Linked DNA regions of Homo sapiens: all the other regions are linked to region 2. The links are chromatin loops, found by intact Hi-C in ENCODE. Cell type or tissue: endothelial cell of umbilical vein. All regions are shown on one strand. Region 1 has its middle 110 kb from the start of MIR297. Region 2 holds the start of LOC105377366 (a long non-coding RNA gene). Region 3 has its middle 300 kb from the start of MIR297.

Region 1 (2,500 bases), 660 kb before region 2:
CCTCAAACTCCTGGCCTCAAGTGATCCTCATGCCTCGGCCTCCCTGGCCCTGCATCTGGCTCTTAGAAGAGCATTTCTTAAAACCAAAAAAACCCACACATCATGAAGAAAAACACTGAGATATTTAATTATTTCAAAATAATAAAAATCTCTGTATATAAAAAAGTTATATAAAAATAGGAAAATATAAAGTAAAACTATCCCAGATATTTGGGATGCATATAAGTGATAAAGAATTAATGTACAACAAATGAAGGATTTCTACAGATTGAGAAGAAAAGGATATATGAACCAATAAAATAGGTAAAGGATATGAACAGGGACTTCACAGAAGAGGCAAACTAATATAGCAAGTAAACAGATCAAGAGATGCTTAGAACCATGAAATTTATATTAAGCAATGATAAGATATTATTTTACATCTATTGGGTTGGCAGAAATTGAAAGTCTGGAAAATATCAAGTGTTGCTGAGTATGTGGAGCAGTGGGAACTTTCATGCACTGCTTGTGTGAATATAATTTGGTGCAATAACCTTAGGGAATATTTTAGCATTCTAGTAAATTGTAGAAGGCACATATTCTAAGTCACATTCCAGGAAAGGTTAGAAAATGGAGATGATGATTAGTGGATAAAAGAAATACTCTATCCTGGCTGTTCTATACAAGGCAATAAAGAAAGATACTAAATGAAGTAGAGGCATATGTATCAACAGGTATACATCTAGAAAACCCAATGATAAGTGAAAATGTAAGATGCATAATCATACAGAGAATGATATCATTTACAAAATTTAAAACATACTGTATACTGTTTTTAGATAAATATATACTTAGTAAAACATATACATGTGAAATATACATGCCAATTTCAGGATATTGGTCAAGTCTGTAGAGGGAAGAAAAGAGAAATGTGGCCTGGGGTGGGTTCAAAGGGGATTCGACTCTACTTGTAATATTTCCTCTTTTAAAAATGAAAACACAGCAACATGTTAAGAGTTCGTGAAGCTCATCATATTCTATGCATTTTTTGTTTGCTTGAAATATTTAAATTTTCAAAAATTTTTTAGTCAACCATTAGATTTTCATGTTTATTAAAAATTACTAAACATTAAATTTTGTAAACTTGTAATCAAATGGATTATGCAGTATTAAGAAGTTGAGGTTATTAAAATTTAGAGGCTGAGAGGAGCAGCCCAGCAGAGGTGGAATCAGACCCCCAGGAAGGGGACCCTGGACGACTGGAGTGATGTTTCTGAGGGGGAATCATGAGGCTGGAATGGGAATATGAGAACCACAAATGGGAGTCGCTTGCTACTACTGGAATAAACAGCCACTACCAGGTTGAAGCAACATTTCTGAGGTCATCCTAGAGAAACAGGAAGGACCCAGTGCCTTCTCCTGTCTTTCAGCCTCCCTCTGGTGCCCCCTAACGTCAGAGCATAACAGGGAGCAGCTGGCAAAGCAGAAATAAGTCTTAAGAGTTTTCAGAATCACACCCTAGAATCACAAAACAGAGTAGAGAGCATGGTTTTAAAGCTGAGTACCTTAGTAACTTAGTATATTTCTCAGTCACTTCACAGAACCTCCTGTCTATCCCAACCTCCAGAATATCACTTCATAATGGTAAAGAATAGAGGATGCTTGTTCTTCCACGAGCCATCTAATATGGTTCTGCAAGAAGTCAGCATTCTTCTAGCCTCTTCCTGCTGCTTCCTTGCAGGCAATTTCACTTCTACCCCATGTAAGCGCGTGTTTATTAATAAACCCTTTATTTTATTTTGTTTAGGTCTTCCACACATTTCATTCCCCACCCCACAAAAACTTTGGCAAGTAACTCAGCCTTTCTCTGTACTTCAACCCCTGCCATGATCTGGAGGGATAACAGTGTCTATGTGAAAGCCCATGAGAGACCCAGCTTCTCAGCTCCTCCATCTCGTGGACTCCAACTCCTCCAATCCAGCTTCACAAAAGCAACCCAGCTCTGTGGTCTCACGTTTGATTTTGTGATTCCTGAACACCCTCCTATTGTCAAATATTCATTACATGTTCTCTGCTTTTTTAGAATAACTACATGATCTTTTATCTCTCGCAGACTCTTTCTTCTATTTAGCTTGTTTTCTTACTCCATGAAATCACTACTGTCTTCCTCTAACTCTTCACTTTTCTCCATGTCTACCTATGCTTCTCTGGGTTTACTATTTTCCTTACTTGCCTTAGACCATAAGAACAGCACTTTAATGATATTGTTATAGTTACCTTTGCTTCCTCTCCTCTGCCTTACTCTCTCATTATAGATGTAGATCAGCACTCCTGGATTTTTAGTGAAGAGATCTAGATTCTTTGCTCCCGCACCAGGAAGGCTGCTGGGCCACTCCAGATTCTACCTTTTTCAGCCAAGAGTCTTGAAAGTATAGTCTGCCTTTGCTATTTCCACGTCTTCATCTCTACCCACTGCAGTCTATCTATTGCTTTGCTGAATCTGCCTTTGTTTAAGGTTAAA
Region 2 (2,500 bases):
CAAAAAAAACCTCTATTATTTTCCAATTTGCTTTGCTGTCTATACTCCTGTATACACCAGTATTCCCTTGAAATATGATCTGTTCTGAGTTCCTCAAGCACAGAGAGTTCTAGGGCACATATAATGTTAGGGCACTTCATTATGTATTTTTGTCACCAGTTATTTTGTTTTGAATTAATATTTATTTCAGGGACATAGGATTGTTTTTGCAGTGAACCATCCCTGACTATCAAACTATTGCCTACAATCACTGTCATTAATGCAGCACTATCACATGAGAGCCAAGGATTAAACCTGCCAAAACAAGCCTAAGATTTTATAGTCACGAGGCAATTAATTACTACACATAGAAATAAAACTAGTCACATCCCCAGATTATATCAAAGTACTCATTTTACAATATTGCCTGCTAGAGGATTAGTCTGATTGATGACACAATTTCTCCTGAAATTTTTGCCATCTGAAAACCTAATGACATCAGGATAAACCATTTTACTCTACTTTAGGCCACTCCTATTATTTTCAACCTTTGCGCCATTTTATTTTCACCCTTAATGCAAAGAGGGGCTTCTCTTTATTTTCCTCCTCTCTTACCAGGAGTCAGTCACTATCCAGCTATCCAGGGCAGAGAAGATTATCCATTTAATAAGGAATTACTGCCATCTTGTGGTTACCATAATTGAAGGAAAAAATTCTAATGCTCTAGACAACAAAAAAAAGATTGAGATGTTATATGCTATTTTATCCATTTTAATTGCAACATACCTCATTAAAGAGACAGTATGATACACGATGTTTTTTAGTGAAAATATGTACATGAGTATTAGAGCATTCAGGAAGATGATCCCTGTTCCACACTTCATCAAAATCCAGCAGTAAATGAAAAATGTAAAGTTTTAATCTAAAATAAAAATGTGAGTCTGCACATGATAGACAATTATGTAGAAAACTAAGTGGAAGCATTAACAATTTCTTATACCTACCCCTACTTCAGCAATTTATCTTCATTTTTTTTAATGCTAAGAATTTGTAGAGGATCATAATTCAGTAGGTTCAAATATTTCTAACTCTGAGGTGACATGTTTGCCACACATCTCAATAGCCCATGTCAGCACCGGAAATTGGCCAAGACCTACCAATAACCAGAAACAGATTTGAAGTAAATGCTTCTCTCAGATCTGTATGGCACATGTTGTCCTCAATATTCTTTTCCTTGACATGTGACAAATTTGCAAATTCTGCATTTTTAAGATTCACATGGTAGAGCCAGTAAAACACTGGCAGTGAGATCCAATAAGCACATCTAAGAACACTTTGTTCTGAAAGTATAAAGCAAAAAATATAACTCTGCTTCTCTGTCAAGATATGTGACATTATTTAAAGCAAAATTAGTGTTTTGAGAAGTGGTTTCAAGGTATATTTATCTGAATGCATTTGATCGAGGAAAGCAGCTCACTAAAAACTTATTTTAAAAATGAGGTGTTCAAAAAGAACATTTTCTCCTCATAAGATTTGTATTGGTCTGAAGTGCAAAACCTTAAATAATGGTAGAAAACACTCCACCTGGTGGTAGAAGAAAAAGGGTAGCAGCTCTATGCAAAAGATCTTCAGACAAAAAGATGGAGTGAATGAACAGAATACAAGCCTAGCTAGAAACCATGTCAGATACTTCACTGCAGTTGCTGAGCATCCTAAAAGCAAAATCCAGACAGAATCTGTCTCTCTATAAATCTTTCCACCCCTTTCCATTACTAGGTGGGTACTGTTGGCTCTAAGCCATCTGATTTTACTATGATTTATTAACTGCTATGCATTATATATGAGATTCAGGTTTGCTGAAGAGTTACCCTTATGGTCATTGTTGCATACAAATCAGCTACTGTTAGAGAGGTTTATTGCATCATTTTATGCTGCTAGCACTTCTGTTAGGCAGTGGTATAATATGTAACTGGAAAAGAAAACCCCTCCTGTTATATTTTCCCTTATACGTTACTAGCACATGCAGTGCACGTTAAGAACAATAGTCTTTTGTTCTGTTCTGTTTATAAAAAGAAGAAAAAGCATCCAGAACAATGGGTGAGAAGAAACAAAAACCTGTCGCCTAAATCAAGGGATTGGTATTCTCCAAATCATTGCTACCGCATTGAGCCATTTTCTCTGGTAAGACCAACTGAAACGTGAGAAAGAGCAATAATGTGAGCAAAACCAATTTACTCTTGGTAGGAAATTGGAAAAAACGGTAGCAGAGATCTAAGCAGATCTGTCTCTGAAATAAGCTACCACAAAACAGTATTTCCACACTCTTTTTACATTGAGACATTCGATTAACTAAGTAATTCAACTCGAATTTCTAGCCCAGCTCTCAGTACAATGACTTGACAGCTTGCCTTTAGCACTTCGCTTGTATGTTTGCTCATAACTGGCATAAACAATCAAGACAAAAGCAACACATTACCTAAATGGCCTTGGTTTACCTGCAACAAAAGGCAGAATGGATATT
Region 3 (2,500 bases), 470 kb before region 2:
CAGAAAGCTGAGGCAGGAGAGTCACTTGAGCTCAATAATTAAAGGCTTCAGTGAGCTATGATCACACTACCGCACTCCAGCCTGGGCAACAGAGTGACACCATGTCTCTAAAAAATAAATAATAAAAACAAATAATTTTTTATTATTTGAAAAATCTATTGTTTATGAAATAAACTTTATACTCCAAGTTTATTGTTGATTCTGACCTGAATTTCAATTGTTATTTTTAACCCAAATAGAAAGCTCCAGCTTCATAGTCTAGCTTTAGTGGGATTAAGACTATAGAATGAAAAAAAAACTAGTGAAAACTAAAAGCACATTTATCAATATTTAAAAATAGTTGTATAGAGGGGGCTGGCAAGATGGTCGAATAGGAACAGCTCCAGTCTGCAGCTCCCAGCAAGACCAATGCAGAAGGTGGGTAATTTCTGCATCTCCAACTGAGATACCTGGTTCATCTCATTGGGATTTGTTAGATGGTGGGTGTATCCCATGGAGGGAGAGCGGAAGTAGGGAGGAGTGTCCCTCACCCGGGAAGCACAAGGGGTCAGGGAACTCCCTCCGCTAGCTAGGGGAAGCCATGAGGGACTGTACCATGAGCAATGGTCCATTCCAGCCCAGATACTATGCTTTTCCCACAGTCTTCACAAACCACAGACCAGGAGATTCCCTTGGGTGCCTACACCACCAGGGCCCTGGGTTTCATGCACAAAACTAGGCAGCTGTTTGGGCAGACACTGAGCTAGCTGCAGGAGTTTGTTTCATACCCCAGTGGTGCCTGGAACACCAGCGAGACAGAACCATTCATTCCCCTGGAAAGGGGGCTGAAGCCAGTGAGTGGAGTGGTCTTGCTCAGCGGATCTCACCCCCATGGAGCTCAGCAAGCTAAGATCCACTGGCTTGAAATTCTTGCTGCCAGCAGAGCAGTCTGAAGTCGACCTGGGATGCTCAAACTTGGTTCAGGGAGGGACGTCTGCCATTACAGAGGCTTGAATAGGTGGTTTTGCCCTCATGGTGTAAACAAAGCCATTGGGAAGTTCGAAATGGGTGCTGAACCCACTGCAGTGTGGCAAAGCCACTGTAGCCAGACTGCCTCTCTAGATTCCTCCTCTCTGGGCAAGGCATCCCTGAAAGAAAGGCAGCAGCCCCAGTCAGGGGCTTATAGATAAAAGTCCCATCTCCCTGGGACAGAGCACCTGGGGGAAGAGACAGCTGTGGGTGCAGCTTCAGCAGACTTAAATGTTCTTGCCTGCCAGCTCTGAAGAGAGCAGCAGATCTCCCAGCACAGTGCTTGAGCACTGCTAAGGGACAGACTGCCTCCTCAAGTGGGTCCCTGACCCCCCGTGCCTCCTGACTGGGAGACAACTTCCAGCAGGGGGCGATAGACACCTTATACAGCAGAGCTGTGGCTGGCATCTGGCAGGTGCCCCTCTGGGATGAAGCTGCCGGAGCAAGGAGCAGGCAGGAATTTTTGCTGTTCTGCAGCCTCCGCTGGTGATAACCAGGCAAACAGGGTCTGGAGTGGACCTTCAGCAAACTCCAGCAGACCTACAGAGGAGGAGCCTGACTGTTACAAGGAAAACTAACAAACAGAAAGCAATAGCTTTCAACATCAACAAAAAGGATGCCCACCCAAAAACTCCATCCAAAGGTCAACAACATCAAAGAACAAAGGTAGACAAATCCATGAATATGAGGAAAAACCAGCACAAAAAGGCTGAGAATTCAAAAACACAGAATGCCTCTCCTCCTCCAAAGAATCACAACTCCTTGCCAGCAAGGGAACAAAACTGGACAGAGAATGAGTCTGATGAACTGACAGAAGTAGGCTTCAGAAGGAGGGTAATAACAAACTCCTCTGAACTAAAGGAGCACTTTCTAACCCAATACAAGGAAGCTAAGAACCTTGATAAAAGGTTATAGGAACTGCTAACTAGAACAACCAGTTTAGAGAAGAACATAAATGACCTGACGGAGTTGAAAAACACAGCACAAGAACTTTGCGAAGCATACACAAGTATCAATAGCCAAATCAATGAAGCAGAAGAAAGGATATAAGAGATTGAAATTCAAAGTATTGAAATAAAGCCTGAAGAAAAGAATGGAGAAAAAAGAATGAAAAGGAATGAACAAAGCCTCCAAGAAATACGGGACTATGTAAAAATACCAAACCTACGTTTGATTGGTGTACCTGAAAGTGATGGGGAGAATAGAACCAAGTTGGAAAACACACATCATGATTGTTATCCAGGAGAACTTCCCCAACCTAGCAAACCAGGCCAACATTCAAATTCAGAAAATACAGAAAACACCACAAAGATACTCCTTGAGAAGAGCAACTCCAAGATTCATAATCGTCAGATTCACCACTGATTCCACAGAGATATAAACTACCATCAGAAAATACTATAAGCCAGAGAGAAGGGTCAGGTTACCCACAAAGGGAAGACCATCAGACTAACAGCTGATCTCTTTGCAGAAACCCTACAAGCCAGAAGAG

What was found. Hi-C counts contacts between places; a loop is a spot of excess contacts. Peaks named below come from ENCODE experiments on the same cell type or tissue, not always from the same donor. Only the 100,000 strongest peaks of a DNase experiment are listed, where the experiment ranks them.
Region 1: a loop joins it to region 2, with 8 times the contacts of the local background. A loop is called at or near these places in 6 of 110 quality-filtered maps.
Region 3: a loop joins it to region 2, with 24 times the contacts of the local background. A loop is called at or near these places in 2 of 110 quality-filtered maps.

Annotation. Positions count from the first base shown.
Region 1 is chr4:110,969,431-110,971,930 of GRCh38, forward strand. No RefSeq gene overlaps it. Among named protein-coding and RNA genes, the nearest start is that of MIR297, 110 kb to the left of the region's middle. In endothelial cell of umbilical vein, a CTCF peak has its summit at 1,418 (motif pointing left); no DNase peak of the experiment used is centred here.
Region 2 is chr4:111,630,245-111,632,744 of GRCh38, forward strand. It overlaps LOC105377366 (a long non-coding RNA gene), which reads left to right and starts at 1,926. Exons shown (of 6, transcript NR_188427.1): 1 at 1,926-2,160. In endothelial cell of umbilical vein, CTCF peaks have their summits at 640 (motif pointing left) and 1,553 (motif pointing left); no DNase peak of the experiment used is centred here; H3K27me3 peaks cover 207 bases.
Region 3 is chr4:111,163,380-111,165,879 of GRCh38, forward strand. No RefSeq gene overlaps it. Among named protein-coding and RNA genes, the nearest start is that of MIR297, 300 kb to the left of the region's middle. In endothelial cell of umbilical vein, a CTCF peak has its summit at 1,382 (motif pointing right); no DNase peak of the experiment used is centred here.